Linked DNA regions of Mus musculus: region 1 is linked to region 2. The links are chromatin contacts, found by Hi-C in ENCODE. All regions are on one chromosome and are shown on one strand. Each heading gives the region's core, a stretch centred on a gene start or an enhancer-like site at or near the end of the contact. The rest is flanking DNA. Distances are from core to core; before and after follow the strand shown.

Region 1 (5,541 bases), core at 2,400-4,899, 5.1 Mb before region 2:
AGATCAAACTGGATGTGACGTGCTCCAGCATGCTTGTCTTAAACTAGTGGAGAATAGAGGACTTGAAATAACTTAGCAATACTGATGGAAAGAAACTGTTCTTGACAGTGCTACTTAAGAGCCACCCCCAACTTCCTAAAGGATGCAGATAAACACAGTGTACAGGTTTTTGATAATTGCCATACTAAGTATTTAGACTAGGGGTTAAGCCCTGGTGTTTAGAATTCTGAGGATCGTCTGCTGTGAAACGTGGTTATGAGGCTGGTTTTGGTGACGGACCACCTTCTAATCCCAGCACGCAACAGGCAGATGTTAGTTAGTTCAAGGTCGGTCTACACAACAAGTTCTAGACCAGCCACAGCTACATGGCGAGACCCTACCTACTGGGTATAAGACTTTCATAATTCAAGATAATAGTGGTGTATCTTAGATAATTTTGTTACTTGCCCATATCCACCACTGGATTTGGGTCAGAGATTAGTGTCTTCTCATTGGGAATGCAAGGAAGTGTTGTACAGTGTCAGAGGCAGGAGAGTACTGTCTTTGTTTCACCATGTGCTGTGTTGACTGTTGTTTTCCCACCGTGAAGCACCGGCTTTGCAACACTGCGAAACAAATAAAACATTCATCCTCTTTGTTGATTGTGATTTTTATTTGGATATTAATGTTTTACTTAGTGACTGCTAGTTTTAGAAGGGTTGATTTTAATTATAGGATGTTCCAGTGTCTGGTGCTAGGTATACCACTGAGGTGTACTGTGCCTAACCATGTGAAATGATTAAAGAGAAAAAAAAATAGAAGTCTGGTGTGGTGGTGCACGCCTTTAATTCAGGAGGCAGAGGCAGGCGGATTTCTGAGTTCCAGGACAGTCAGGGCTACACAGAGAAACCCTGTCTTGAAAAACCAAAAAAAGGAAAGGAAAAAAGAAAAGAAAAAAAAAAAGAAATTAGGCCAGGGGCTAGAGGGGTCAGTGGTTAGGAGGGCTTGCTGTTCCTGCTTCTTGCAGACAACCTGGGGGTTGTTTCCAGCACCCATGTGGTAGCTCAAAACCATCCCTAACTCCAGTTCCAGGGGATCTGATGCCTTCTATTTCTGAAGGAATCACAGGCACATAAGATGCTCAAGCTCAGGGCGAGGTTTACCCATGGTTCTCTGTGTGCATTGACCTTTAGAGAGGGGAATAGGTGTCAACTGGTCAGCAGTGCACACGGTGTGTCTGCACATGGTCAACAGTGCACAAGGTGTGTCTGAACTTCCATCCTGTTCAGGTTTCTATTTAGTAGCCATAGACACTAGAACTTTCTGAAACTGGCTTAAACTGTTGTTTACAACTCAAGTGCACTTACTGCCACCGTAGTTTCTGAAAGCTGATATGGCGCACTCTAACGTCAACTATAAAAATGCTGACTGGGAGTTTGGGATTACACATGCACACTGATATGAATGTATAACTGGCTTGGTGTCTCCCAACACTTAGAAGGTGGAGACCAGAAGGTCAGGAGTTCAAGGTCATCTTTTAGCTACAGATCCCATGGCCAGCCTGGGCTCAGATGAGCTCAAATAAAAACAAACTCCACTACCAAACCAAACCCCTCGGTGACACCCCCCACCCTCTCAAGGAAAGTGGGTAGACTGCTCTAGCATATCTCCTCGGACTACAGCATGCAATTCTATACTTATTTGCTTTAGCCTGGCTCTCATGTAGTCCAGGCTGAACTGGAGGGTAGAGAGTCAAGGACCACCTTGACTCCAGAGTTTCCTGCTTTCAACTTCCATGGGCTGGACTAAAGGCATGCACCACCACACCTGGCATACTTTCTTTCTTTGCCATTTTTTCTTTAGTCTTTGTCTATTTTCTTAACATCTTTGAATGTTTTCAAAGAATTAAAACCTCAGAAATATAGTAGGGGGAAGGGGGGGCTGGTGATGGAGAGATGGTTTAGTGGTCAAAAGCTCTGGCTGCCCTTCCAAAAGACCTGGGTTCAGTTCCCAGGATCTGCATGGATGTTTATGAATGCCTCTAACACCAGTTCCAAAGTATCCGATCCCGCTTTTAACCGCCATGGACACCAGGCATGGAAGTAGTGCACCGACACACATTCATCCAGAATGCCAATACACTTAAAAAATAATTAAAGTTAAAAAAAAAAATTGTTCACAAGGTATTAAATCGTAAAACTCCACAAAACAAAGCAACACTTTGGAGGCTGACTATGTTGGGTTTTAGTAGAACCACTAGAGGGCGCCCCACACAGTATCTGGTATGAAAAAGACCAGTGGTATGGAACTGCAGACTCTGCTGCAGCAGACTGGAAAATTTGACCTGCCCCCTTCCCCACCCCCACTTCTGAGCTTTTCTGTGGCTGTTGAAAAGACTTGTCTACCTTCGGTTGTAAAGATCATGGTTGAGTGGCCAGGTCTGGTGGCATGTGCTTGTAATTCCAGCATTCAGAGACAGAAGGAAGCTGTTGGAGGCCAGACTAGACGTCATAGTGAAAGCCTACCTCAAAACACCGAGGAACGGAGACACATCTTGGTGACAGACTCGCTGTCTAGCAGGCGAACCTAGAAAACAATGAAAGAGTGTGTCTTTATGACTGTCCAGTATGAACATGGTGTACATACATATACACAGGCAGAACACTCATACGCATAAATCCAAAAATACATAGAAAATTTTAGAAATATGTGTCATAGCCCATTAGATACGCTGGTATAGCAATATAATTACAATATCTATCATATATGCTTGTTAAAGTATTTCCCTCATATATATGGGGGAAATAACAAATATTCACAGTCTAGAAGAGGACTTTGTTCCAACTTCATGTGTCATATACATCACATCTTTAGAGGCCGTTAATGCTATAAATCTATGCTATCGATTGTATATATGCTATACTGTATATATATTATATAATGCTATAAGTGTAAAAAGTAGTAATTCTTAGCCATTTTTTCCAAAAGCCTTTGACTCAGCCTGCTTTTGGAGACTTGTTTTCTTAATACTTTTTAAACCAGAAAGCAAAGGGACCTTGGAACTAGACATGAGTTGGGCACCAAGGGCAGCATAGTGGAGAAGTGGGCGGCCCCCTCGCGAGAAACTGCTGCTTCTGCCCCACTAAAGTGGGCAGCACCAAAAAGAACAAAACCAGAAATCCTTCCTGTCAGCAGGTGTGGAAGCCCACGCCCTCGATCCCTTCAATGTTGATTTAGGACATCGAGGAAGGAGGGTTGCCATGAGTTCGAGACCGCACCAGGCTACAAAACAAGGAAGACTCGGTCTCAAAATTATGCAACTAGGAATGAGTCGTCCCGCGAAGTTCTGCTCTCGCTTTCAACACGGGATCCCAAGAAGGAAGGGACGATTCTGCCCAAAGGAAGAAGTGGCCAAATCTCCAGACACTGTTTGTGTGGCCTCTGAGGCATTCCTTCTAGAAGGCAAAAGGCTGTTGCAGCGCAACTTGGCCGCCCAACGTCGCCAGTGCCTGCGAAGCTCTCGAAGCGTCTGGCAACGCGGCACCTAGCAACCACGCACAGAGCGACGGGAATGCTCCTTAGCCCCGCCCTCAGAGGGGACTCCGCCCTTGAGCTGGTTTGTTGCGGGGTTACGTCACTTCCGGCATGCCTGCACCTAGGCCCGCCTCCGACGCGGCCGTAACCTAGGGCAACAGCCCGGCTCTTGGGGGCCGCGACTTGCCGCTCCGGACCTTCCTTACCTCGCGGCCCCGTAGGAGCGTCTGAGTGGCTGTGGCCACGTCCTCACCCCGGGGAACACTCCCTAGACACTTCACGGGCGGCAGAGCCGCGGAAGGAAGCAATCTTCAGGGTGGGTAAGCGAGACGAAGATGGGGTACGGTTCTGGGGTAGCCTGGACTGGGCGGGGCCTAGGGAGCCGCTTGGGCCTCAGGGAGGAGCCGTTTGATAGGCGTGGTCTGTGGGGGCGTGGTTGAGGTTTCAATGGAAGGAGCTTGATGCAGCCCTCTTGATCTTCTGAAGGAAGGGTAAACTCTCAGCTTGTAGCGTGTAGGGAGCCTCTTGGAGGGAGGGAAGGAACTTATGCGGCATGAAGGAGTGTGCAGGGACTATTAGTAAAAGGGAGAAACCAGGTGGGAAGGCGTGGGCGCGAGATTCCGTCTGCCGTGAGCCTTGGGAGCCCTCAGAAGGCCATCCTTTCAGGACCCAGCCCTTAGTGAATTCAGAGAGCCGGAAAAAAAGGGGCGGAATGAAACCCCGTCCAAAACAGAAATCTAGAACCTAGGCAAAAATGAAAAAGGGCACGAGTTGGAAATGGTTGACATAGAAATGGCACACGCCCTACCCTGCAAGTGGAATTATTGGCTGTTGTAAGTTGCTATGTGGGTGCCAGGAACGAACGTGGGTCTTTGGCAAGAGTAGCAAGTGCTCTTAACTGCTGAGCCATTTCTCCAGCCCTCAGTCACCTTATTTTTATTTATTTATTTATTTATTTTTTTTTTTTTGAGACATGTTCTCTCGCTGAACCCAGAGTTCACTGATTTGGCTAGCCTGGCTAGCTGGCAAGCTCTAGGAATCCTCCTGTCTCTGCTTCCTGGCGCTGGAATTAAAGGCTTTCATTCATTATAGCAATTGGCTTTTTGTGTGGGTACTGGGGCCCTTAACTCTGTTTTCTCTACCTGTGTGGCAAGCACTGTATGACGGAGCCATCTTCTTTCTCAAGCCCATTCGAGAAGAAATGCATGGGCTTGTAAGCCAGGAAGCCTAACCTGAAAATGGTAAGCTTCAGGCTCACTGAGAAACTGTCTCAAGGGACTAAGGCAGGTGAGGAAGAGAGCAGGGGTACCTGATGTGCACACCATGTGTGTAAAAACACGAGTTTAAGAAAATGGAAAAATATGGGCTGGAAAGATAGCTAAGGAGTTTAAGAGCACTGGCTGCTCTTGCAGAGGGCCCAGGTTCAATACCCAGAACCTACATGGTAGCTCATGACTAACTCGAGTTCAGAGGATCCAATGCTCTTCTCTGGTCTCCTAGCATGCAGGGCTCGCAGCCTGCGGTACACAGACATGCTGGCAAAACATCCATACATATAAAAAAAATTTTTAAATAAGGAAAGAAAGGTAGCAATACAGACCTCCTGCATTCTAACAGAACAGTAAATTGGTATATAATTTGTGAGAAATCACAAGCGAGCCATTTAAGTACTTGGCTTAATCCCAGCACTTAAGAAACAGAGGCAGAGCCGGGCATTGTGGCGCATGCCTTTAATCCCAGCACTTGGGAGGCAGAGGCAGGCAGATTTCTGAGTTCGAGGCCAGCCTGGTCTACAAAGTGAGTTCCAGGACAACCAGGGCTACACAGAGAAACCCTGTCTCAAAAAACAAAACAAAACAAAATAAAAAAACAAAAAAAGAAGCAGAGCCAGAAGGATTGCTCCAAGTTTAAGGCCAGCTCTGTCTCAAAACACATTAGAGCGGCTGGAGAGATGGCTCAGTGGTTAAGAGCACTTGTTTTGCAGAGAACCCAAGGTTTGATTCCCAGCAACTACGTGGTGGCTCTCAG
Region 2 (5,689 bases), core at 744-3,243:
TTTCCTTTGGGAGGGAGGTGAACATCTGGGCATTAATGGATATAGCACACTTATGGGAAAGGGCTGTTGGCATTGTTCATGCTATCCTGTAAAAGCAAAAATCCTACAAAATCTAAAATGCTGACAAGATGTCTAAATATACTGAAAAACAGTTGCTGTAAAAGGTTTTAAAGTTATTGATTTATTATATATGTGTATTAGTCTGGATTCTGCAGAGGGAGAGAACTTAAATATTTATATTTATTAATGAATATGTTAAATTATTTATTGAATGTATCATATATATATATATATGTATATATATGATTTATAGAGTGGCTTACAGGAAGTGGTCCAGCTAATCCAGCAATGGCTGTCTACTAATGGAAGGCCCAGAGTCCAGGAGTTGTTCAGTCCATGGGGCTGGATGACCCCGCTGGTCTTTCAGTATACACTGGAATCTCTAAATAGGTTCTAATGCCAGTGTCTTAGTTTGGGTTTTACTACTGTGAGGAGACACCATGACCGAAGCAACTCTTATAAAGGCAAACATTTCATTGGGGCTGGCTTACAGTTTCAGAGGTTCAGTCCATTATCATCATGACAGGAAGCAGGGCAGCAGGCATGCTGGAGAGGGAGCTGAGAGAATCTCAGCAGGAGAAACTGTCTCCTCCGCACTGGGGTGGAGCTTAAACACTAGGAGACCTCAATGCCTGCCTACCCAGTGGCACACTTCCTCTAGCAAGGCCACACCTCCTAATACGTGCCACACTTCGCATGGGCTAAGCATATTCAAACCGGTAGATGGCGTGGTTCAGATCAAAGGTGGATTTTCCACCTCAAAGATCCAGATTATAGGTATTGCTACTTTAAATCCCTCACAGGTTTCGCCAGCCATTGCGGTTTTAGTTCATTCCAGGCGTCGTCAAGTTTACAACCAGGGAGAGCCATGGCCATATGTGTGTGGGAACCTGTGCAGGTCAAAGGACAACTTGCAGTTATGGGTTCTCTTTTACCACGTGGGCTCCTGAGATGGAACTCAGGTCACAGCTCCTAAAAGTTTCAACTTCTGTGACTTAGAGAATTTCTGGTCCTTTTTTTCTTTTTGGTTTTTCGAGACAGGGTTTCTCTGTATAGCCCTGGCTGTCCTGGAACTCACTTTGTAGACCAGGCTGGCTTCGAACTCAGAAATCCGCCTGCCTCTGTTTTGGTCCATTTAAAAAGTCTTATTTTTGCTTGTTGGTTGTTCGGAAGTTGAACCTACAGTCTTTTGTTTTGTCTTGTATTTGCTTTGGTTTTGGTTTTGACAGAGTTTCTCTATGTAGCTCTGGCTGTCCTGGAGCTTATTCAGTAGAGCAGGCTGGCCTCGAACTCAGAAAGCTGCCTGCCTCTACCTCTTGAGTGCTGAGTTTAAAGGCACGTATCACCACCGCCCAGCGAACCTATAGACTTTGACAGGCTAAGCAACTGGGGTTGGAATCTAGGGATGTGCAGCTAGGCTGGTTCTCTGTCAATACATATTCAGTCCTACAGAGAAATTTGAGTAGGCTAGTGGTCACTTAATTTTTATTTTTGGTGATGTATCCTTGTATACTATTTTAAAATGTATGTGAGTCTATGTGTATGTGAAGGTAAAAAGACAACCATGGGAGTTGGTTCTCACCTTTCACCATATGAGTCCTAGGGATGGAAGGCAAATCCTTCATGCTTGGAGGCAAACACCTCGCCTCTACCCGCTGAGCAATCTCACCGGACTTGTCCTACTTAAAGGTGGCACTAAAGAGGGCAGAGCCCAACACACCCAGATGGAGCAGAAGAAACTTGCCACTAGGGGCGCAGCATGCCGTGGGTTTCTCTAATCGAACGCAGCGCCAGGGGGCGGGAACAACCGTTACCCCGCCCCCTCCATCTGCGGCGCCCTGTGATTGGAAGGAGAAACGATTACTCTAGCAGCGCCGTTGGAGTGGGCGGGAGAAGAGGGCCGGCCAAAGGTGACGCCGTGGCTGCGGAGGTGCGGTACTCCGCGGCGCGGCGGGCGGTGGATGGCGGCGGGATGGAGCGCGAGGGGAGCGGCGGTGGCGGCGGCTCAGCCGGGCTCCTGCAGCAGATCCTCAGCCTGAAGCTCGTGCCGCGGGTGGGCAACGGGACCCTGTGCCCCAACTCCACTTCGCTCTGCTCCTTCCCAGGTACGCCCCGCCCCGCGCCTGCGCACTGCGCACCTGTCGCCTGCCTCCCAGGGCGAGGCCGAGGCAGCCCTGGAATCGCACTTGGGGCGACGGCTGTCCAGTCCTAGTGACTGCTAGTATCCTTCCTCTGAGAGCCTGTGTGCTGACGCTGTCCTCTGACTCTGTCCTACACCCACTTTCCCACCAGCCTGCTCAGACCTGTTGCGGATTCCCCCACCCGCACCTAGAAGAACTTAAGACAGAACTTCTAAATTGCTCTTAGCTCTTACCCGGGCTTCGCCGCCTTCTGCCAGGAGGGCTTTTAAAGTTACATTTACATTGTAGAACTGCTACAATTCAGAAAGTTGTGGAGAAGAGAATGATCCCCTGAGGTTATTAATAAAGGCCCTCAGGGGAGGGCATGATTGCTTTGGGTTTTTGAAGGCAAGACGACAGAGGCGGGGGTGGGGTGGGGTGTGGGGGGGTAGGGGTATTAGGACACTGCCGCAAAGAGAAACTAACCCAGTGACGTTGTAAAAGAGGATGACGGGTGGGATTGCTGACTGCAACCTTCGACCAGACACCTGTGAGTCTCATCTACTGGGCAGCGACTGCCAGGCGCCTCTCGGTGGACACCTGGGACCTGCCTGTGTAGTAGCTGACAAGGTGGCTGCCTTTTTGTTTTGTGGCAGCTGAAGATGTTAGCTTGTGATCCTGCCCACAAGAAAAGAGTCTGGGAGTTCAGATTGTTTCCAGAAGTACTAGTGTCCCACCTGACAGTGATTACAAATAAATACATATATAAATAAACAAACAAATCTGAAAGTGATTACAAATAAGTAAACACACAGACACACAGCATTCTGGCGACCTTCTCCAAAAGATGAAGGGTTCTTTCTTTCCTAGGATTCAGTGAGTCTGTTCTAACTCATTTTCTTACTTCTCTCCCAACTATTAAGGAGATTTCCAAACCTGAGAAGGCGAAACAGAGAATAACAAGTACCCATATGCTTAGTTCGGGTGGTAAAAGTCACATGTCTACTTAAAAGCTGAGGCTCATTAGGCACTTGTGAGACCATCATAGGTGGGGTTAGGTAGGCCTAGATGGTAGGCTAGATTATGGGGCCACAGTTGTATATTTGGCTGGTGTTGATGGATGTCTCATGCAAAGCAGGACTATTCTGGTTTTACAGCCTTGGTCACATCAATGTGCATGTGTGTACACATCACAATTTAACTTCCTGCACTGCGGAAGACGAGACATTAGGATTCTTGAGCTCAAAACTTCTGAACCAGGGATGTGTGTCCTGTCACTGTCACGGTGCCCCCAAGTCAGATCACTTCTAAAATCCATAACACGGATAAAGGGATGTTATTTAAATAGGCCTTATTTAAATTTTTCTCTAGTCAACCAAATAGCTTTTTTCTTAAAAACAAAAAATTGCCGGGCATCGTGGCGCTCGCCTTTAATCCCAGCACTCAGGAGGCAGAGGCAGGCAGATCTCTGAGTTCGAGGCCAGCCTGGTCTCCAAAGTGAGTGCCAGGACAGCCAGAGCTACACAGAGAAACCTTGTCTCAAAAAAAGAAAAAAGAAAAAAAATTTTAAATATATGCATGTGTTTGGGTGTGTGGATGTGAGTACAGGTGCCCACCCAGGCCAGAGGCCGGGAGTTACAGGTGGCTGGGCTATCTGACCTGGTTGCTGGAAATAGAACTCAGGTCCTCTGAAAGAGCAGCAACCACTCTATCTCTGAACTGTTTCTTCTTTGTGATTCTTTTTTTTTTTTTTCATTTTGTTTCTGTTTTTATTTGGTGAGAGAAAGAGTTGTTTTACCAAGAAGGAAAAAAGGCAGATGGCCTGTGAGCTGAGAAAAGGGAGCCGGTCAGAAGCCTTACTGAAGTCCAGATGCTAATCAAGAGTCAGACATGAGCCATAATGCGTCAGCGCTCAGGGCTCACTGGGAACTGAACTCAGATCCTCTGGAAGAGCAGCAGCCGCTCCCAACTGCTGAGCCATCTCTCCAGACTCTCCTGAAAATGCTAATCCGCATGATGTATTTGGGTTTTATTCCTGCTATGGCTGTGACAAGGGTACCATTTACCAGGACTCATTCCTTCATCGGGTCACCCTTCTAGCCGATGTGGGCTCCTGACTGGAGGTATAAACCTGGGTAGGATCACAACAAGCTAAACACTAGGCTAATGCAGAACAGATAGCCCTTGACCTCAAGTTGACCAGAGTGCATCATGAGCACGCCCCATCCCCGCAGTGTCTCATCTTCATTTGGAATTCTGGTTATAATGCGTACTTAAAGGTTTCCCCCTAGTTAGAGACACTAAGGCCCTCTTACTAGGAATCTATTCAGAGTCCTGAGCCTGATTCCCTTTCTACTTTGGTCACACAGGAAAAGTTAACTTGTACTTTATGCTAACTCATGGCAGATCATTGCCCTAAAATATTCTGTGGTTTCTCTACACTAAAAAGCTTTGAATTGATTTTTTTTTTTAAATCCACTTTTGTAATTTGGACATCTAGAGTTCTGCCAGAGTCTCCTTCTGACTTGCTCTGATCTCTTTTGCTGTTTCTTTGTGTTTGTTTGTTTGAGACAAGGCCTCATTGTGTAGCCGAGGTGGCCAGAGAACCTGAGCCTTCCAGGCGTTGGTGCTGAGATTCCAGGCCTGCACCACCGAGACTGGCTTTTAGTTGTCATTTGTAATAATCAGGAATGACATTTGTTCTCTGAACATAGGGTTTCACTAAATTAATGTCAAATTAATCACACCCAAGAATATTTTGATTATGCTGTTGCTGGAGTCAAGAATGGATCCAACTTAGACAAGTCAGTAATACATTTACAGAATATGATGTATCTGTTGAAGGTTTTTTAAAAAATATTTTTTTATTTATTTTATGTATATGAGTACACTGTAGCTGTCTTTAGACACACCAGAAGAAGGCATAGGATCCCATTACAGATAATTGTGAGCCACCATGTGGTTGCTGGGAGTTGAACCCAGAACGTCTGGAAGACATCAGTGCTTTTTTTTTTTTTTTTTGCTTTTTTGAGACAGGGTTTCTCTGTGTAGCCCTGGCTGTCCTGGAACTCACTTTGTAGACCAGGCTGGCCTCAAACTCAGAAATCCGCCTGCCTCTGCCTCCCAAGTGCTGGGAATAAAGGCGTGCACCACCATGCCCGGCTGACAGCAGTGCTTTTAACTGCAGAGACATCTCTCCAGCCCTTAAGGTTTATTTTTATTTATGTGTATGAGCATATGTGTATAGGTGCCCATAGGGAACAGAAGAGGCCATTCAGTCTCTGGGAGCTGGAGTTACAGGTATTTATTTGCCCAATGTGGGTTTTGGGATGTGAATTCCGATCCTCTGTAAGAGCAGTAGCAACGGCTCATAACTGCTGAGCCATCTCTCCAGTCCCATTGTGTTGGGGTCCCTGAGAAAAGGGCCTTGACTGACAAAACAAAAGCCCTCATTTGGATCCCTCATTCTATGGAGACATGGAGAAAAGGACACCATACCTGGGAGAAGC

The links. Hi-C counts contacts between places; a loop is a spot of excess contacts on that map.
Region 1: a loop to region 2 is called in a map of T-helper 2 cell, with 5 times the contacts of the local background. The contact joins the promoter of 1700030J22Rik here to the promoter of Tmem170 in region 2. A Hi-C loop is called at or near these places in 1 of 37 maps with a recorded cell type or tissue (T-helper 2 cell).

Annotation. Positions count from the first base shown.
Region 1 is chr8:116,977,067-116,982,607 of GRCm38, reverse strand. It overlaps 1700030J22Rik (RIKEN cDNA 1700030J22 gene), which reads left to right and starts at 3,649. Exons shown (of 3, transcript NM_027103.3): 1 at 3,649-3,829. It overlaps Gcsh (glycine cleavage system protein H (aminomethyl carrier)), which reads left to right. Exons shown (of 5, transcript NM_026572.4): 5 at 1-641.
Region 2 is chr8:111,872,979-111,878,667 of GRCm38, reverse strand. It overlaps Tmem170 (transmembrane protein 170), which reads left to right and starts at 1,993. Exons shown (of 3, transcript NM_025781.2): 1 at 1,993-2,165. The coding sequence starts at 2,033.